Regions from separate parts of the Mus musculus genome. Here region 2 is linked to region 1. The links are chromatin loops, found by intact Hi-C in ENCODE. Cell type or tissue: left cerebral cortex. All regions are shown on one strand. Each heading gives the region's core, and the rest is flanking DNA. Links, peaks and the distances in the headings are about the cores only.

Evidence for each region. Hi-C counts contacts between places; a loop is a spot of excess contacts. Peaks named below come from ENCODE experiments on the same cell type or tissue, not always from the same donor. Only the 100,000 strongest peaks of a DNase experiment are listed, where the experiment ranks them.
Region 2: a loop joins it to region 1, with 4 times the contacts of the local background. A loop is called at or near these places in 3 of 42 quality-filtered maps.

The regions. Positions count from the first base shown.
Region 1 is chrX:48,200,778-48,211,491 of GRCm38, forward strand. Zdhhc9 (zinc finger, DHHC domain containing 9) reads right to left here and starts at 7,925. Exons shown (of 10, transcript NM_172465.4): 1 at 7,703-7,925; 2 at 5,891-6,180. The coding sequence starts at 6,057. In left cerebral cortex, for the core only: no CTCF peak of the experiment used is centred there; DNase peaks (open chromatin) are centred at 1,423, 1,722, 4,543, 6,960 and 2 more places; H3K4me3 peaks cover 2,550 bases; H3K27ac peaks cover 1,771 bases.
Region 2 is chrX:48,340,126-48,350,839 of GRCm38, forward strand. It overlaps Bcorl1 (BCL6 co-repressor-like 1), which reads left to right and starts at 1,233. Exons shown (of 15, transcript NM_178782.4): 1 at 1,233-1,358; 2 at 2,676-2,755. In left cerebral cortex, for the core only: no CTCF peak of the experiment used is centred there; DNase peaks (open chromatin) are centred at 1,754, 3,564, 4,720, 5,598 and 1 more place; H3K4me3 peaks cover 3,944 bases; H3K27ac peaks cover 1,233 bases.

The sequences.
Region 1 (10,714 bases), core at 1,163-9,162:
AACTTGGAACAATTCCCTGCTGCCAACGATGTGTGTGTGTGTGTGTGTGTGTGTGTGTGTGTGTGTGTGTGTGCGTGCATGGCTCCAAAGTCCACAGACCAGTATGCCAAGGTCTTCCATTAACTAGCCTTATCTAATCATCACCAGAAGGCTCCTCTCTTCTCATTGCTCCAATTCAGAGACATCCCACTAATTACACTAAATTACCTAGCTTCCTGATTTGGCAAGAGACACAAGGTGCGTCCTTTGTTCACTCTTAAACAATACTAGCTCTGGCCTCTCTGAGGAGGAAGACTTCTGAAGTCTCTTCTCTCCCTCAGTAAGCTTCTCAACGAATGTCAGCTTTGTCCTCTGCGCTCACCTTTTCCAAAACAGAGAGCTGAATACTTATTAAATTCCATTCTCAACTGGCATGGAGGCGCATGCCTATAATCGTAGCACTCGGGAGACGGGGATAAGAAAGATGGCAGATTAAAGGCCCGTGTGAGTTACTTAGAAAGTTGCAGGCCAGGCTTGCCTAAGTGGACCCTTTCTAAAGCAACCAAATGGTACAGACAACTGACTCACTCTCCTTCTTGCCTACAGTCCCATATAATTGTGAAGCTGAAGTAGAAGGACCACGTGGGTTCAAAGGCACTTGAACAACATAAAGAAATCCCCATCTCAAGAAAAGAAAGAATGTAGCCCTGTGTGTGTGTGTGTGTGTGTGTGTGTGTGTGTGTGTGTGTGTAGGGGGGTGCAGCTCAATAGGAAGGACACTTGTGAGGCTTTGGGTTGGAGAGAAAGGACAGTATTCATCTAGATGAAACTTTAACGAACATTTTAAATGCAGAGTGACAGTAAGTAAGCCATCACTATAAAAACTGAGAGCAAGATAAAAAAAACACAGAGAGGAACTCCGAATGAACCATAGAAAATTATTAAAGGAAATAAAAGTGTTTGGGAGCCACGTCTTCAAAGAACATACTTTATCAAGAATAAAGTTGACAGCTTAGGGATGTGGCTCGGTTACTATTGTACTTGTCTAGCATGCAGGATGCCTGAGGTTCCAACCTCGGCACTACATAAAAGCAGACATGGTGACACACGCCTGCAATCTCAGCACTGAAGAGAGAGAGAAAAGAGGATCAAGAGTTCCAAGTCATTGTCGGCTACATGGTACATCTGAGGCTAGCCAAGGCTACATGAGACCTAGTCTCAAGAAGAACTGTAGCCGACTGATAATCAAAAGGCCCTGGTAGTATTCTAAAACAGCCATTTGGATGGCCACATACACAACAGTTCTCGCCCACATAAAGTCAAAGTGTGGCTTTCGTCTCTGCAGTTCTGTATTTCCTTAAACCTGTTTAACTGTTGTCAGATCGGCTTTCCACTGAGTCATGAGCACCCCGAGTGTCTAGGGAAGGAGCAGATCTTGCTCAATCGTTCTCTCAGCACTTCTCATCCTGGGTTCCAGGCATAGGAGTGGCAACAGAGGCAATGATGCTTCAAGAACTCTTACATTTGAAGCATCTTACATTTGAAATCTTCACTCAGAGAGAGAGAAGGCACGGTGCTCCTGCAAGAATACCACACCAGAATGCTGTCAGTTCTCCACAAAATCATCTTTGGTTTCCTACTAATAGCATGAGCTTGCCATTACACACAGCCTGAATATAATCATTTGAATGTCTTCCTAATTCCATAGCTAAGAGATGAGCATTCAACAGATCTTCCAGAGCCCTTTATAGCGCGCTACCGGGCTAGGATTCTGTGAGTCAGAGACTGGAATTTTAAATGCATCCTGGCAACATTTATTGACTACCTACTCCAGTGCGGATCACCACAGGGGGCTACAGACACAGGAGATAACACCTGAGCCTGAAAGTGCTTGAAGCTCTATGGAACAAAAGAGGAGTGTAAACCCAGTAGAAGCAGAGAACACCCAAACTGGGTGTGGTAACACAGATCAGGGTTGCCAATCCTCAGTGGGGCGGAAGGAAGCAAGGAACAGGAGCTCCAGGTTATCCTTAGCTACACAGAAAAGTCAAAGCCACCCCGAGCTACGTGAGACCCTAGCTCAAAAAAAAAAAAAATCAAAATAAGAATTCAGAAGTGTAAGGCATGTCACGTGATTATTAGGTACAATGAGAAGAGATACAGTTAAAGGAATTTGAAAAAGGAGGAAATATTGGGTGCGCTAGAACTAAGATAATTACTATGCAATATTATAAATCCTTTTTATAGTTTATTCAATTCAGTGACTTCTCTTCTAATATGCACATCAAAGAGCACCCATGGGGACCAATCTGACAAAAATTGGTCTGACAGCGCCTTGATACAATTTCCTCCATATACAGCACGCAGAGAGCACAAACACCAAGCATAGCAGCACACACTTCTGTGGAGGGGTCAAGGGTCATACAGCCCTGCTTGCCACATAAAATGTTTGGGGACTTTGATCCACTAGAAATCTGGTCGCAGAGTTAAAAGAGAACCCTAACAAGTTCACTCCAGAAGACAATGTGTTTGGTCCTTTCCTAAAGTCTACACTTCCTCGGGACACTGAGTTAAACCAAATATCACAAAAGCTTTTGAGTAGCTGGACAGTTCACAGATTGTCACAGTTATTGTGCTATAATGTTCCAACATAAGGATTCGAGCAGAAAGGCATATATCTCATTCGTTGGGTTGAAAGCTGAAACTGGCACCCACACACACACACTTTCTAATTACCCCAGCCCCAGAATTAATCAGAAAATACTTTGCCTTTAAGTGTTTCGCAATTTTCACTCCACTTTTAACTTTATATAGATTTACTACAAAGACAAGCACCTATTGGTAATCTGCACTCCCCTTTGGTGCCTTCAGGGCCCTTTCAGACAGACAGTTAGGTAGAATCTCAGACAGAGCTACCAGAGGATTAACAACTTCGCACAGACTGTCCACTCTGCGACAGCAATCTTGAGGGACAACCACCTAACTTCTAACGATTTGGTGCTAACTGCTCCCAAGCAAAAGGTCTTTTAGGTCATTTTATGGATCCAGCATCCAACCTGTCCACTGAAAATTGCAGATCACTTTGAAGACTCGAGATTTGGAAAGGCAAAAATCTCAAAACGCAAGGCTGGCACTTGCACTTGCACAATTTTCATGAAGGGGGCACCCACAGGACTGACCAGGCTGCTCAAGCCATCTGGCTGACCCGTGGTTATGCCAAACACAGCCCTAAATCTGCTCGCAATTTTTTTCCTAAGCACCTGCTGCCAACAGGACCGGGTTGATAAAAAGCACATCCAGATGTGTAGCGAGATTTGAACTATCTTCCTGGGAGGCAAAAATGTCAGCCAGATGATATGGAACCTAGGCTTACCGATAATTTGAGAATGAAAACAGACAGCAATCTGTGTATCCAAATATGCTCACTAGGGCTTCTTGGTCATTTGGCTAAGATCAAGTGTAGTGTCAAATGCTACTATCATCACTTGCCTGAAAATAGGGACTAAATCATTGATCTGGTTTCCTTAGGTCTCATTGCATCTTAATACTAACATTAGAGTCTTAACTGTGTCCTCCAAATCCTACCCTCTGCTATTTGACTCAGAATAAATTATTGACTAGTCAACAAGAAAAAAAAAACTCTATTCTTCACAGTTATGTTGCTGTGCCTTGTACAGCCTACCATTGGATAGGCACAAGGCAACCACCACTTTGATTATCTATTTGCCTGCATATGTGATACAGATAGACCAGGTATACACGTATACACACACACACACACCAGACTCCGCCTTACTTATTAAAAGCATTCATCACATGAAAGCATTCATTGCTAGAGTCCTCTCCTCTTTGGTCAGATTTACACTTCCCCATTCCACTCCTAAGCTAACACATTTACTTCCTTCTTCCCTCCCTTCCCCCAGCCTTTACTTTTGAAATATTTACTCTTTCAGACAGACAGCTGGAACTCGGGGCAGTTTTACAAACAACTTCACTCTTCATGGCAAAAAAAAAAAAAAACCCAAAACAAAAACCAACAACAACCCAAGGAGTAATTTCGAAACGGGAATCATCTCAGAAGAAAACTTATCACGCCCCTGTTGAACAGTAATTTAGCTAATTAGACGCTTCATCCCATGGGCAGTTTTCTTCAGAGGCCTTCAGGGGCCTAAGTGGAACAGATCCAAGTCACAGTCTCTTTAAGCCTTCCAGGTACAGGAAAAAAAAAAAAAGGCCAAAAAAGCCACAGCTCTATACCCCATGTTTCTCTGACCAAAGCAGAGATTTTCTGGACCCAGAACTACCAACTCAGCCATAGCCTGGAAACAAGTCTCATCTCTGTCATGAGAAATTCCAATCATAAGCATCTAATGGCAGAGATAGATGGAACCAAAGGAACAAAAAAGACAGAAACTGACATCAGAATTCAATGTGTGCTCTCATCAAGAAGAAAAGCAGAAACGAAGCAGGAGAAACATGGAAAGTGGGAGCTGAAGGAAAGCAAACTGTTTTGTGTTATGCATAACCCTGCCTGGCTGGCTGCACATGCTCACTTGTACCACACGGAAGCACATGGTGCATGCACACACACACACACACACACACACACACTGAGCTATAAAACTCAGAATGAAAAGAGGTAAGAAGCCTTCAGCAACCTGCCTAACTTCACAGAAAACGTCCACAAAGTCAGAGGCAATAACAACAAAAGGACCTTTAGCTAAGAGTTCATTTGATCTTATTTTACCAGCGCTGTTATAGAGCATTATAACACTGTTCCCACTGCTGTTCCTCAAGCCAGCCGCAACCATAGAAAGGCTGGCAAAGTAGCCTCCAAATCACACTGAGATGCACAGCGAAAGCCTGGAGCCCTTAGAGAAAGGCAAAAGTGAGTCCCAGGGGGCTGCAGCTCCATTTGGTTGAGGAGCACCCCCTGGCATCTGCCAACCACACCCCAGGATGAGAAATCTGTTTCCAGGTCACCCATGGCAGGCTCACATCAGGTGTGGCCTCAGTAGACACACATACACCTCTTGTTTCCTCAAGGTCCTCCTTAATACAGTAATCCCAAAACAATTAGCACTGCTCCCATCCCTGGAGCCTGGAATCATTCTCTGCGTATGCAGTAATCATGCCACAGTACACAGTACACTAGACTCCAACTGGCCACCTCCCTGGAGCAGTGACCTACACAGGCTTCAAACAGTATCTCTAGTACTAGGTACAACATTGCATAAAAAAGTAACCCCAAAGCTAGCATCAGGCTTACACAGAACATTTATAATTTTTTTTATACTCAGTGGTTTTTTGTTTTGTTTTGTTTTTTTTTTTTTGAGACAGAGTTTCTCTATGTAGCCTTGGGATGCTGAGTGATTTTGGAAAGAAAGAACAACCCACATTTCAAAAGCACCTATATGGCGTTCCCACAGCTCCCTTGTGGTACAGCTGATGCTGGGACCAATCTTCAGGTTCTCAACTCAGTTTGGTTTTCAAATGAACAGCTAGGTAAGAACTAGGGCTTACAGAAATGGTACCCTGAATAGCAGATGAAGTGGATATTGGTGAGGGGTGTTATAACAACAAGGGTTACTCCCAGAGTTGGGAAGGGTTGAAAAGAAGTCATTTATCATTAAGTTACTGTCAGTGAAAGGACGTGAATTTTTATGACAAACTTTGTCAGGAATATCCCCACATCAGGACTATGAAATTGATATTAAAATTCTTGGCCTTTTTAGGAAGTGCATATTCTACTATAACCACAAAGTAGTGAATTCAATTAAACACAACCTATAGATATCGTTCAACAGAAGAGTAAAATCATGCAAGAACCACCACAAATGCCCAGGAGGTACTGTCATTCCTTGGACCCAAATTAACCATAAGGAGACAATTGTGTTCAATGAAAACTCACTCGAAGGCAAAGAAGAGTGTACATGTCCCCAGGATGAGGAAGAGGGTCAGGTAGAAGATGCCCTTTTGCCGGGCCATCATGACGCGGCCATCACAGCAGAAGGTGTTCCTGCCTGGGAGTTTCTCCCATTTCCGTGTCACCTTCTTTCTTACCACCATCACAGACATGATTACAGTTCCTGGTCCAAGATGGGCTTTGGGACTACTCGAGAGAAGATGCAGAGGCTGAGGTCAGCTTTAAAATCAGGTCGTCTACTAGTGTTGCCACTGGGTCAAACATTATCAAGAGCCCTAAGAAAAAGAAAGGGGTAAGGTGTTGAGACAAGAGTGACAAAATACAACTGAACCCTCATTTCCCAAAGACAGAAAGATGAGCACTGCTTGAAAGAGCAGGAAAGTTTGAAAATTTTATTTCTGATCTCTGTTTGGTCTCTAAGGAGGAAAACAAACAAACAAACAAACAAACCAGTTCTCCAGAGGGGGAGGGGACTGATATTTCTTAATCAATCCTGTTTCTAAACCCATGCTGGTGATTTTGATGAGCTATGATGATATGAGTCTTGGAAATAAGTAGGAATTCTGGAAGTAGCCACCCTTTGTACTTTCTACTGTACCACCATGTTCTTTAGTCACCTAAAGAAAGATATCTATAAAAATAATGTTTGTTGTTGTTGTTGTTGTCCTTTGTCCCTAAGTAGCCCTTCCCATACCTCCTCTACCTCTCCTTCTTTCTTCAATATTCAAATATTACTCACAGGAAGGAACAAGTAACCCTCTGGCTGGGGTAAGCTGTTCAGGGCATTCTGGAAGCATACACACATTGTATTTCCACAAAACAGATTTCCCCTAATCAAACCTTCTGTAACTTCTGGAGTCCGAAATGAAATCTTCTGGCTGGTCTAGTTTAACATTTGTGAGCCCACATCATATTGTAGATAAAAAGGCTTCCTTAAACAGGAGAGATCCTGGGATGGTTGGCAACTGATGCTGGGGTTGGGGGTGGCTGAGGGCGGTGGCAGCAGCTAAGAAAAGTCCCTTGGGGGCTTTCTAGGACATTTCACCAGTATCATAGCTCCATTCAGCATCCTGGATTTCCGGGCCTCGCCTTTCCCAGCCACTGTCATCCTCCTCTTCTCTCAGGTGCTGGGCTGTGTCCTCTACTTACTGGCACCACATGCCCCATGCTGGCAAGAATGAGGCGGAAGCCTGCAGCCCGATGAGCAAGAAACAACCAGCCAGAGAGCATTCCCGAGCTAGAGAGGGCAAAGGTCCAAAAGGGGACTAAGAGCCTAGCAACAAGATGGAAAGGTGTAAGGCTTGGGAAAGGGGAGGGGGCCCCAGAGGTGCAAAGATCACTTCCTTTGTGTAAAACTAACCTGGAAAACAATCTCCCCCCTCCCCCCGCCTCCATAAACTGACCCAGCAGAAGAACACAGACTAGGAAGGGGGACCCAACCTGGGAGAAGGAAAATTAAAATCCGTCAGAAAGCAGCGACCTGGTTCAGCAGCTTAGCGCCAGAAGCCAGGGCTGTGCAGCGGGCTCGTCCTCAGGAGGCCCGCCCTGCCTCCGCCACGCAGCCGACCACCGCCCCAGGCTGGCTGGGACGCGCGCCACATCCACACGCACACGCGTCCACACGCTCGTACACACTCACACACGCCCCGCCACGTGTAGTCACCCCCGGCCAGGGGCTCCGTGGCTGGCGAGCTGAGCAGGGCGGTGCCAACGTCCCTGGGTCCCGGCGGAGCTGAAGGGGGATGCAGCCCTCCAGAGAGCCGAGCCCCGGAGACCCCCACCCCCACCCCTTGTTACCTGAACAAGGGACACTGAACTCGGCCGGCAACTGGGGGCAGAAAGTGCACACTGTCCCGGGGGATCTCGTCAGCAGCCAGAGGTGGTAGCGACTTCTCCCTGACAGGGAGGGTGCCTCCTCCTGACAAGGGGCCCCAATAGTCGGGGCCCTAAACCAGCTGTGGCAACCGCCCACCGCTGGCGGAATGGAACGCTCCTCACGTCACCAGGTCGCTCCAGTAGTTGCTCGTCCTCCATTGGCTAAACGATCACAATGTCTCCATCCCGCCCCCAACGCGTACTACCATTGGCTACTTCGAACGTCACTCCAGAATCCCTCCGCCCACTCCCCCCACCCATCTCCTTGCTACAAGCCCACCTGCCAAGCTCCAGCCAGCTTCTCTCTGGGGTCTGAGCACCAGGACGCGAAGTGTTCTCGTCTATTAATATAGTTACGCAAAAGCGGAGGCGTAAGGTGGTGTGGACCGGACAAGGGAGGAGCCAAGAGCAGCCTCCCCACAAACACACTGAAGCAACACTAGCTCACAAATCCGGACTCTAACCCTGAATTCCGTCTTACCCTGGGCCTCTCCACTGCCGTTTGCCTTTAAATTGACCAAGGTCTGTTCGTGGGCATCTTAACGTTACATTCTCTGCCGCCTAAGTCCCATTCAGAAGCCTCGGACTCCCACGCAATCTCGAGGGCTTTCAGAACAGAAAAAGAATATGAAAAGAGATAACCATATCTGAGAATGTCATTTTGTGATATTGAAAACAAGTCATTGACATTAAGGAAGTTGGAGGAACTCCACTGAGACAACATAAATATTTCCAGGTAGATAATGATGCAAAGATTGCCAAAAGGTAGTTAATTTCTATTTTCTATTAGAATTTGAGATCTTGTTGGGTGTGGTGAAGCTAAGGCAAGAAGATTTGAAGCCACCCTGGTCTGACATTTGAGTTCCATGCCAGCCAGGGCTACATAGAAAGATCCTGGTTCAAATGCACAAAACAAAAGAACTGGAGATATTATGATAACAAAGGGAGGGGCATCCAAGGCAGAATTTTCATACATCAACCAGATTGATTCTTTCCTTCTGGTGCCTCCTGGCAGTTAGTTACTGTTACTGAGCCTCTGCTATCAACGGCTAGTAACACCATTTAGAAAATTGAGACTGGAGTGGGGAAAACAGTTGAGAATCACACTATTATATTATATTATATTATATTATATTATATTATATTATAGGGTGGATGTTACAAGGCACCAGATCTGTTTCCACCAGTATGACTGGTTCTTACCTTCCAAATAATATGAGGGATGTTTAAAAGTGACCTCTCCTTACCTACCACACTATGTTATCAACCCAGGTTTCCTAGAGCTTGACCAAAGTTTTCCTAGGGTTTCCAATAATAGTTGGAATTAGTTCAGAAGTGACTGCCAATGCTCTCCCAAAGGCAGCTTTGTGGTAGTTTTAATGAGAGACCACATACATGGTCAAGAATTATTATTCTTGGGCTGGTGAGATGGCTCAGTGGGTAAGAGCACCCGATTGTTCTTCCGAAGGTCCAAAGTTCAAATCCCAGCAACCACATGGTGGCTCACAACCATCCGTAATGAGATCTGACGCCCTCTTCTGGAGTGTCTGAAGACAGCTACAGTGTACTTACATATAATAAATAAATAAATCTTTAAAAAAAAAAAAGAATTATTATTCTTTTATAGTATTTTGCTCCCATATAATATTAAAACAAAATTCTTTATAATGATTATTCTTAAAACATTTATGATATCTTTCCACCAAAAAATTTAAAGGAATTAAAAACCGTGACCCAATTGTCTTACAAGAGAAATGTGTTATAACTAATTTGTAGTTGAAAGTGTGTCTTCATAAAGCTCCCATTGTTCCTGAGTGCTCATGCTGACTATAATCATCGGGTTATTTCTTATGAAGCCTATGACCAGCATTATTGCCTCCAATTCCTGGAGGCTACCAGTATTAGTACACACTTGGCATGGAAAGGACAGGAATTTCTCATGGCCCTATCAGCTCTCTGAATTCCAAAGCCTGTGCACATGAGATGCCCTTAGGAATCGCATGCTCAGCCTGGCTGCCATTCTTGTGAGTGTAGAGCAATCAAAATGAAGTGACCAAAGCAAAACATGCTTTGATCACCGCTCAGATGCAGGTGAAGCCTAGGAAGTTCTGGAATGAGCATAACAGGGCAATGCATTCCTGAGCTCTGCCCTTCCCTGGCCTGGGTCACATTCCCTCTGGGATTAAGTAGTTTTGTAAATCAGGCTTGTTTTATTACAATTTGTTGCTAGTCTTGCTCACTACTGAAAGAAAATTCAAGAAATTCTATATGGATAAGCATTTCATAGCACATCTTCCTACACAATTAAATCATTTTACAAAAATCCTTTAATTCTTAATAAAAAACTATAGACTGCGAGTTGGTTTTCCTTTCCTCTTTTCTTTTTCTTCCCTTTGCTATTTTCCACAAACTTCCCTACTTTATGCATCCAAATCCTTGTTAGGTCTTTTGAAGGGAAGGTGCACTAGAAACACCACTAGCATCCAAGGAGCACTAGAAACACCACTAGAATCTAGGGGCAGCCTTCCATTTTATAAGACAGCTCATGGCTTAGTGATGTATGTTCTGGCATGCTATTTTTTAAAGGATTTGTCTTCATGTTTATGGCATGTGTGTGCGTTTGTGCATGCATGTATAAGTGTAAGGTAATATTGAATGGGTTAAGATCCCAAATGCCACTACTGGATCGGACACTGCCTGTCAATGTCATTCCAGAATCACAGCCAAGAACAGACATGTCAAATTAGACCCTAGGTCACATTTGACCTCATGGTGGCTCCATTTTTCTCTCTACCCTTAACACTCACACCCAACCCAATGCACACGTGCCTCTTCTCACCCCACTTGCCTGACTTACATTCCCCTCCCTACTCTCTGGCTATAAATAAATAAGAGTAAACAAAGCATGAATGTCCTGCCCACACAAGATGAACT
Region 2 (10,714 bases), core at 1,368-9,367, 140 kb after region 1:
TCTAGTTCAAATGACCTCTCTGGCTTCCTTAGCATAGATAAATATATACTAAATAATATCAATATGTCTGGACATAGAGATTATTTTCCCAAGTTCCTGTTATTTCACATCCTGTTTCGAATCCTTTAGGAACTGTTGACTATGTTTCCTGATACCCTCTGGGTAGAGACAATACCTTGGAAGTCCTCACCATCAGATCAGGGTTGGAGCTGCTAAGAAACAACCTAAGACTGAAAGTCATGTCAAGCAGCAGCTTTCCCTCCTCAAAGCCTCTCTCCTTGGAGTTAATGTAAGTCAGCAGAGTTCGAATGTGGTCCACAAGCCTATAAGCCCTTCAAGTCTCAGGGATGGCCGGCGATATAAACACAGGAAGGATTTATACTCCCTTGGCCTGGCAGGCGGTCGTTAGGGTAAAGGGGAAGGGTCAGGGGACTCAGATTGGTGTCTCAAGAGCCCAGAGGGAAAGCAGGCAGAAACCAAGCCCTAGGTCCTTCTAGGCAGATTTCCCTCTGCAAAGTCTTGCAAGCTTTCCTCTTTATAGACCTTTCGTCCCTTCCTCCCTCGGGTCTCCCCGCCAAACCAGATGCCTCCACACCCTAGCAAGTGATATCCACTGAGGGTGACCCAAGGTTTTTGCAGCCTGGGAGGTTGCCACGAAGAGTGGGCCGAGCGGACTCGGGAGGCGAGGCGAGGCGGCGAGGACCGGGCATTTTTTCTTGCCCTAGCACCTGTCCCACTTCGGCGCCCGGGCTAGGACTGCGCCTGAGCGCGGCCTCAGTGCTGGAGCGCCAGAACCACGCGCGGAGGTCGCCAAGGGTGGGGAAGTGGGGGGCCCGGAGGAAGGGCGGGGTGTCTGGCGGGGGCGTTCCCCTCGGGCGAGACCCCCGCCCTCCTACATAGACCGAGTCAAAAAAAGAAAAAAAAGAAAAGAAAGAAAGAAAGAAAAGAAAAGAAAAAAAACCAACAACAAAACGGGGAGAGCGTGTTACACATCAACCAGGAGCGAAAACGATCGCTCTCCGACCCCGAACGGCGTTGCGGCACCCCCCCCCCCTTCCTGGAGCGGAGGACTGGCTGGGGAAAGGTGGCTCCGTTCTTCCCCGTGGCCAGTGCGGGGTCTGCGGCTGCCCAGCGAGGTTCCGGCTTCCCTGGGGCTGGTAGGGGGGAGCCCCGAGAAGTGCAGGCCCGCCCCCTTCTTCCTCCTCCTTCCCCTCCTCCCCCACGTGTCCTCCGGGAGCCCAGCGGCCTGATCCCAGCACCCCCCCTCCCGCCACCTCCCTCCTACTCCCGCTTCGCCCGCTTCCCGGGCGGTGTGGAGAAGAGCAAAGTTGCGACAGCAGCCGGGGGGCTCTGCCCAGGTGAAGGGGGCGCTGTGACGGGGGCGGGAACGGCGTGGCCCTGCGGCGGGGGCGGGGGGGGGGAGGATAAAGAAACTTGCTTTTCGCAGCCCCCACCCTGCGCGGGTTCGGATCTTGCGTGATCCGAGCCCTCGTGGAGACGCTGCACCGCCGCCAGGACCGAGGCCGGCACCCCGAGCCGGACTCAGATAGGGACCGCGCGTTCCGGCGGGCTGCCGAGGGCAGGCAGGCCGGCACCCGGGCAAGGGCGGGGTGGGTGACCGTGCACCGGACCGAACCGCGGACTCTGGCGGCGTGGGCGCGGGACGAACCGGGACCGGGCCGAGTTGGGTGGCGAAGTAGGACGTGGATTCGGGGGGCGGGGCGCAGCGGGAGGGGGGAGAGCAGGCCCGGCCCGGCTGGCCTGGGCGTGGGGGTGGGGGGCGAGTTCGGGGCACTTGCTGGGCTCTGGACCGAGCGCTAGGGCGGGGCGGCGCTAGGGGCTGGGCCCGACCGGGAGGAGAGGGCGAGGGGAGGGAGAGCAGGGGGTGGAGTAGGGGCGTGGAGTTGCAAGCGGGGTCTGGCCTCGGCCGGGGGCGAAGGTAGATCTGCGGGGCCGAAAGCGGAGGGAGGGAGGCCCGAGGCAGCGCGGCGGCAGCGGCGGCGGCGGCGGCGGCGGCGGCGGCGGCGGTGGCGGCGAAGGCCAGCTTCCGCGGAGTTTGTGCCCGGGCTTCCCAGCTGGGCTCCGGTCGCCTCCCGCGCACAAATGGGGTTAGGGGACTGACTGGTAAGCAACTCCCGGTGTTGGACGGGCTTCCCAGGCGATTCCCGGAAAACCGAGGGAAGACGCCGTCTGCAATATGCCGCACCCCACCACTCCACCTCTTAGCATCTGGATTCTGCTCTTCGGGGTCGGTGGACCCTTCCCCACCACAATCCTTCCAATCTTCCAGCACCCCTTCCGTCTCCCTCTTATCCTTGGCCATCTAAATCTCCTAGTGGTATGCTTTGGAGGGGTGGAAGGCGTCGAGGGCTGCACTTTCCCTCCCTTGGGGGCAGCCTAGTTTGTGTCTTATTCCTGCCAGGTAATGTTGCTTGGCATGGTGTGGACCTGGGGTTTAGATAATTTAAGCCCCGGATCCAAGCTTTTTTGATGGCTTTTAAGGAAAGGGACGGATCCCTGGATTTTCATGACCAGAATGGGGTTTGAGGACTGGAGTTACTCTCAGCTCACTTCCAGTACCAACCTCTTTACTATGAACCATTTCTGTGGGGGCTCGAACGTGGAGGGTGGGATACGGGAGCATTAATGTGCTTTGCTTCTCTGTGTTTCCACAGGGTCAGCGTGGTGAAGGACAGCTAGTGTCAGAGGGAAAGTAGACACTAGTCCAACTACGGCCGCCCCCACTAATACTTCGGTAAGGGGGACACGACTAAGGGGATGCTGGTGGGTTGGGGCCCAGTATAAGAGTAGAGGTGGGTAGTCGCCCCCAGGACTCTTTCCTGGCGGGGAGAGAAAGGCGAGCCCCTACTTCGGGGAGGGTTCCGGGGAAGGAGATGGAGGGTGGCGACTGGGGGGGGTGCGGGAAGAATGGAAGAGTCACACCCTGCTTGCAAGGGGAGCCTCCCTTAGGCTCCTGGGAAAAGGGGACTGAATACGTGTGCTCTGTGGTACCAGGGCAGGGGAGATCTGGGGATGGTTCAAAGAGTGATTTGCACACTGGTTCTGGCACTAGTGGCCTGAGAAAGTCAGGTTGGGGCATAAGGTGGAGAATGTTGGAAGGAAGGCAGACAACCAAGCCTCTGGCCCCAGTGCCCAGATCATTTCCCTTCCTCAACCTCCCTCCTAAGGGGCATCGGGGTGGGGGGCGTGGAGCTCTTGGAGCCCCGCGGATTGAGTGCCTCCGCCTTTCTTGGGAGTCTATCTTTTTGCCCAGCTTGCTACAGCTACCACTGCCTCTCTCTCTGGAATCTGCTCGGTTCTCTCTGCGATCCCCTCCTCCTCCTCCTCCTCTCCCCTCCCCTCCCAGTGTCACCGGGGCTGCTTGGCTCTGCCCCCTTCGCCGCCGCTTGCTCCCAGCTTTAGTCCCTCCTTCTCATGCTTGCTCCCTCCCTTCGCCTCCTCCTCCCCATCCCCCCCCTCGCCAAGGCCGCATTCTGGGAGTTGTAGTCTCTTGCAGCGCTGGCAGGCGCCGCCCGCGAACAAGGCTGGACTCGACTTCCCGTCGAGCCCTGCGACCGGCACCCACTCCACCAGGCTTCGCTCACACACACAGACACACACACACACACCGCTCTCCCCCTCACTCTTTCGCTCGCCGCGGCGCTGCCAGTGTGTGGCTCTGTCTCTCCTCCGCTTTGCTGAGCCCTCCCTTCTTCCTCTCAGTTCCTAGAGTCCGACCGCCGCCGCCGTGAGAGGAGAAGGAGGTCGGTAGCGATAAGGGGCGGAGGGGGGCATCGGATGCCGGCAGTGTTAGGCGGGTGGTGGTTCAAAGAGGGTGAGAGGGAGCTCGGGTGGCGGCCTGAGCCTCCCTGCGGAGCCGACCCGGGAACAGGTGCGTCTTTTTTCTCTCTCCCCCAACCCCTCCACCCCTTTTGACTCCCTGGCTTTTTCGTATTCCCCCACCCGCTTCTTTCTATCCTAAGCCTTTCCCCAACCCTGTCCGTTCCTCTTCCCTTAGCTTCTCAGCTTGCCCCCCGGGGGCGCCGTCCTCTTCGTGTCCCCGGACGTAGAGCTCTCGGGAGCTCTCTCTGTCCTCGCCCCTCCCTTCGGGACAGCTCCCCTCCACTTCCACCTTCGTACCCCATCCCTGCCCTGCCCTATCCCCTTCTCGACCTCCTTCTCTTTTAGCCAGGTGAGACTTGTTCACCAGGATCCAAGAGAGTCTTCCCCTCGGCTGGGCGGGGGTCTCCATGGAAACGGGGGTCTGTAGATCCTGGGGCGGGGGGGGTAACCATAGGAATTACCCCACTGAACAGAAAAGGAGGTGGAGGCTATGGTCTTGGAAGTACCTGGCCCCAAACCCTGATCCATCCAAGGATCCGACGATCCGAAGGGAACCTGGCCAACAGGGCAGGGCGAAAAAGGGCTTGTTATTTTTTGGGGGGGGTGGTGGTGTCCGTGATGAAGTCTTGAAGAGACCGGGAGAAAATGCCCTCCAACCTTAGAGGTGGAGGTGCGACGGGAGCTCTCTCGGGGTTGCTTTCTCCTCTTTTCAGGGGTGCAGGAACCGTAGGGTAAGGGGTACCCCTAGGTGGCGGCGGGGCCTGGGTTCGGGAGTGGGAGTGCTGTGATGGGGGCAGGGGCAATTATCCGAGTCCCTGGAAAAAAGGCGGGGGATGACTTCGGAGCGCCCAAGCTCCGCTGCCCTCGCTCTAGGGGCGGGGGCTACCGGGCCAGGCGAGGCGGGGAGGGTGCTCAAATTGAAGAAGGATGAGATGGGGGCAATTCATACTGGCCCCGGCAAGCCTGGTGGGAGACCCAGCTGGCTTGCAAGCCCTCAACCCGCTTCGCGCCAGGCCTGGAGGCTAGGGGTCTGGGAGGAAAGCAGAGGGCTGGAAAGGAGGGAGGCTCCGGTTACGGGGCCGGATTTCGGGATCAGGGGCAATCCCCTGGCCCTTGGAGAGGGAGGGAGAGGGATGGCCGCGAACCCCAGGGTTCCCCCACCCTGCTTCATAAGGGGCGTGAGGAATGGACAGCAGGCCCAGCGGAGCTGGATTCAAGCGGATCGTGGCCAGGGAGTGGGGGGGCTTAGTGGTGGTCTTCGGGGGGGAGTAGTCCGGCGGCGGGGCGGGCGGGCGGGGCGTGGGGCTCCGGCGGGCGGCGGGGCGGGGCCCGGGCGGCGCTGCTGCCGCTGCCGCCGCCGCCGCCGCTCCTGCTAGGGCCGCCGCCGCCGTTGCTGCCGCCGCCGCCGCCGCTTCTGGGCGGGGAACCGAGGCCAAAGAGAGTCCCGTGCCGGGGCAGAGGGCGCAGGCGGCGCGCGGTGGGGAGGGGGGCTTTCTGCGGGCGGGGGCAGGCTGGGGGTGGAGTCCCCGACGGGGGGCGGTACGAGCTAGGACGACGACGAAGAGGAGCCCCGGGGGCCCGGTGCGTGGAGGACGAGGTGCTGGGAGAAGGAAGGGGGGGGGGTGGGTCCCGCGACGGGCCTCGTGGGCTTGGCTCCCGGAGGTTCGGCTTCGGGACGGAGCCTTGTGGGGGCGCCCAGAAGCCAGGAAAGGGATAGAGGGGTGAACTGGACGGTGGAGGGGGCCCTCCTCGCCGGGGTCCCGTGGAGAGGAAGGCTGGGCCAGAGGGACGTCCGGGCAAGGCTGGGAGGAGCCGGCGGCACCAAGGCTGGGGTTTTCGTGTTATGGAGGTGCAGGAGATTGTTGTATCGAAAGATGTGGTTGAGGGGAAAGGCGGGAGGGAAGCACGCTGCAAACCCAGGAGGCCCAACACCACAGGCCGTTGGGGGTGCCCTTCTGTTCCGCTCAAGCTTCCCCTCCTCTCCCCATTAGAAGCACTGTGTTTTTGTTGTATTGTTTTGAAAATTTCAAGGTTGCCTGATCAAACTGTCGACGTGGTGATACTTTCTTATTCTTGCTGGTTTCTAGAGTAGACAGTCAGGACAGGCTTCAGTTGGCGAGCATTCTTCCAGCCCAGCGTTTTGGGGGCTCTTTGCATGCCCGTGGGAAGGGGGCTTGTGAAGCAAGGCACAGATGAATACTCTCAAGGCGATTTGGAGGTCGTTCCTATGACACTGGGTAGAGGGCAGCTGCAGATAGCTTTGGTCAGACTTCTGGGGTACACTCGAAGGCTTCAAGTGTTAGTCCCATGCGTCTTTCAACTTAGAAGACTATTTCTCGGAATCACACTGCAGAAACGTTTCATGGGGAAAGAAATGGGGCATGAATTTGGAGTTGGGAGTTGATTAGGCTCATAATAAAATTCAAAGGATGGCTGGGAGTTACCATTTTAATGGTCATCTAGCGCTGTTCTGTTTAGTGTGTCTTGTCCTTGAATGTTAGCAGTGAGGGGCCTTTCTTATTGGGGAGACTGCAGGTGGCATAGTCAAAGCTAAATTTGGGCAGAGTTTTAGGATACTCGAATGTGATGTCACCTGGTGGTACTGAAGATGACAGTCTGTAGGAAAGAAACTTACAAGATTCCACTGGGGATTAAAGAGATAATCCCGCACCAAGAATCACCCAGAGGCTCCAAAAGGCAGTAAAAGGTTGAGAAGGAACCTGTAAAATTTTGACAGAAACAAAAGTAGCAAGCCAAACAGAGGGAGCAACAGGGACATGGTGAGTCAAGTTAAAAGAATCCAAAGTTCCATTATGCACTTGAGGCTTGCCGTGGGCATCTTGAGTAGTTCATGAGGACCTCGGTGGCAGGTAGTTTTTGCACCTGAGGAGATTATTTTGAGGTGGATCTGGGAGATGGGAGCCCCCAGGGCTTGGCACAAAAGCTCGCTAAAATGGACTTTGTTAATGGATTTTCATGTACACTTGAGTGCAGGCATTAGTGAAAAGATAGACACTCGGAAAAAATGAAATTTATTCTTGTGGGTATGAACTAATCAAGGGAAAGTCACTCTTAAACTGACTTTTGAAAGTCTGACTCTTTATAGGCACAGACCTTTAATCTCAGTACTCAGTGGGCAGAGGCAGGTGAGTCTCTGGAGTTAAAAGGCCAGCCTGGTCTACAGAATAAGTTCCAGGATGGCCAGGGCTACACAGAGAAACCCTGTCTAGAAACCTTCTGAATCTCTTACTAGCTTTGCAGAAACAGTATGTAGGTTCCTTTCCATTCTGACCCAGAGGTGAAGAGAGCTAGATACCTAGTTGATACAGGAAGGGGAAGAGATGCAGAAGTCTGGCTTGAATAGACTAGTTCTGTAAAACAGTAATAAGGAAGGGACGGCTAATTGTTGGAATAGGGCAGGGTAAAGCTAAGTGAGTCCTAGCCAGCTTTGCTGTTGTCAAAGTAGAGGGACGTTGTATGAGAAATGGGGCCATACCAAGGCACTCTTCTGGATCTAGCTTTTTTTTTTTTTTTTTTTTTTTTTGATTTGCCAGGACTGGTAGAGAAGATGTGTGGCATCCTGGAGATTGCCTTTCTTTCTTACTGGCTTTGGGGCTCTTGGGAAGCAGAGGAGGTTTCTCTGGGGGTGTGTATCTGAGCCTTATTCATGATACAGTTCCCTACCCTGGCAAGGAAATGCTTGGTGAAGGTGGCAGAGGATCTCAAGCCTTGATTAATCTGTGCTGTGAGCTTTAGGGAGGAGCTTTGCTGAGAGAAACAGAATCATAGGAGCAAAAGAGGCTTACCACTAGAAAGAAGGAAGGCAAAAGAAGTCAGGGAGAGGGGACCATAGGGCAGGGAATGGGGGAAGGAAGATGAAGATGAGCATCATTGTTCCCATGTCAGGTCTAACTAAGAAGAAAGCAGTAAGTTGAAACCTCCAGGGTAATGTTTTCCAAAGAAAGTTCGAAGAACCCTTAGGGCTCTCTACAGTTTAGTACTAGAATTGCTAAGGCTGGAGTAAGAAAGAAGATCTTGGATAAAAATAGGCTAGGAAGAAACTGGCATTTAGAAAGAAATATAAATATATTTACCCATAAAGAAGGAGAGGTAGTATCCATATTAAGAATTTAAAATGTACAATGTGGGCTGGGCATGTAAAATGCTTGCCTAGAATGTATGATGGCCTGAGTTCAAGCCTTAGCATTGAAACGGAAAAAAATAAATAAATAAAACAAAACCCTACAATGTGAAAGAAAAGCAGATCATTAAAGAGCCAAAGGAGAGAGGCATTCAGATGCTGTTCAAAGCTGGGATTGAGGAGTGTAAAGATTAATTTTTGATAGTCACTACTGTGGGAGGACCCAGGAAACAGAATAGCTGGGATTAAGCTGAAACATTTCTTAGCAAATCCAGATGAATGTCAAGATTCTGAATGGGAAAGGGGAGTCTTGGTCCCATCTTGAGTGGAGAATAGGAGAAAGTGGGACTACACCAGTTTTTCCAGTCTGTAAGCTGGAGGAATCCTAGATATAAGGAGGTAAGCAATAGAAATTCCAGAGCAAAACAAACAGGATAAAGAACAGGGACCTGAGAGCCTTGGGCCAGAATTGAACAGTAGAGTTAAGGGCACCAAAAAGAGACTTTAATCAGGATTTGACTGGACTATGTTTACACTGGTTTGTGAATTCTAGGTGGAGCTATCTGGGATGGATTGGGTTGAATATATAGAGCTTTCCCAGGGTCAGCTAGCCTCTTAAGAAGCCATGCAAGAATTCTGTGCTGAGTTTGGATGGGAACATGAACACTAGAGGGGAATGGAGAGACTAGAGAGTGAAACTTGCTACTAATTGGACAGGAAGGGGGAGAAAACACGGAGGATGGCTGTGTGAAGGAAGAGGGGGCACTTAGATCAGTGGGAGTTTTTAGAAAGGAAATTTCTTAATGTTAGCATTGGAAGTCAGTCTGAGTCTGTGTCTGCTCGAATCTTTAGTGCCAGGATAGCTAAAGAGGGAGGAAATAAGTAATCTCCCTTTGTGTCACTAGGGGATTCGAGGGCAGTATTTTATATGATCTCTTATATGAGCCAGGTATTATTCATGCCAGTCTGTAAAATGTAGGAAATCGTCCTCTTTCTAAATCATAGCCTTTCCTGCTGTTCATAACTTTAAAATGGTCTTTTATGTTGAAAATGTTCTTTTAGCGAACTAAAGTTGTGTTCTGGTCAAGAGCAAAACGTAACTCTGTTTCTGTCTCCAAAATTCCAGTAAGCTCTTGTAGTATTTTTTTTAAAGCAGTAGCAACTCTTTCCTCATAAAACATGTAAAAATTTATCATTTTTAGCATAGTAAGTGTAGATTTGTTAAGGAACAATGAGAAAAACTTTGGAGTATGTGCATGGGGGTGGGGGGGGGCAGGCAGGGAACAATACTCTGATAGGTTGACTATTTTATTTATTTATTTATTTTGTCTTTTTTTTTTTTTTTTAATGAGATATGGCCTATGGAGACCAGACTGGCCTTGATCTCACAGAGATTTGCCTGCTTCTGTCTCAGCCTTCCAAGTGCTTGGATAAGAGTGGGTGATACTATGCTTAGTTTCCTCCCTACCACCCCCCACTCCCCCCCCCACCTTTAAAGAAAACTGCAGGTCTAGTGTTGAGGTGGTGTTTTCCTCTTTGTTGGTAGATAAATTGTGATGAGTTTGAAGATGTGGCTTGTTCTTTGTAAAATGCTGTGATTTTCCGATTTCCCCAGTAGAGTTAAATAAATAAGGCAAGATGTGGCTTCATTTGTATTTAAAGATTTTAACTTGGGCTAAAGATTTGGGAAGGCCTGAATTCTATGTAGCAGCAGTTTTGGGGTTGAGACATCGTTACTATCTGCTAAGAAACAAAATTTCCTTACCTCATTACTAAGATCTATCTTAGTGTTGATTCCATTTAAAGCTACAGTAGAATTTTGCCACTGCAGGGCTATGAGGACACCAAGGAGGTCTTTCTTTTTCTGAGTTCTGTGAAATGTATAACACACAGATATGATCCCAGGGAGGAGATCCACTGAAGACTTGGATCTATGAGAGGATTGAATATATTTTCTCATGAAGAGTCTTTACTCAGTTGAACTTGGGTCTTCTGCCTTGCCCAGGTGGCCTTGCATCCTAATTAATCTCCTTTGGAGACAGAGCTGTGTCTGGTCCTTGTTGTTCAACTTTCTAATAGTATGGCAGGAAACAAGTCACTAACTTTCCTGAGCCTCAGTGTTCTTATCTAGACAAGGGAGATGATACTAAATATCATAGGATGGTTAGAATTCTATCAAATAAAATGTATATAGGCACTGCTAAGGTACTTAACAAATGGAATATATTTTTAGAACTAAAATTTCTTGTGTCTTATGACGTTACTTACTACATACAAGGCAGAATGAAACTAAAAATTCATTCTGCTATCCACCCCTCATATTAGCCCTTTGTCCTTTTTCTCTGTAATTCTTTTTGATTAGTAGACATCCAGGGTTTATTGCATGGTAGGAAGTAATACCTTAACACATTGCTGCATCTGCCTCAGAGGTGGAGGTGGTAGTTGCTTTTACGGTTGTGCCATGACAACATCTACTCTTTCTGGACAGGAACTGAAGACTGAATATCCCATTGAAACTTTAAGGGATCTTTTGCACCAGAGCTATCAAATTCCCTGAAGCTGCCTGATGTAGGTGCTGGGAACTTAACTAGGGTTCTCTGCAAGAGCAATATATACTCTTAACCACTGAGCCATGTCTCCAGCCCAAAATACTGCTTTCAGTAAAGGACTCTTGTGTTATATTATGGCTGGTTAAGTGTTCTAACTATCTCTGGAAATGCTCCGAAAGCT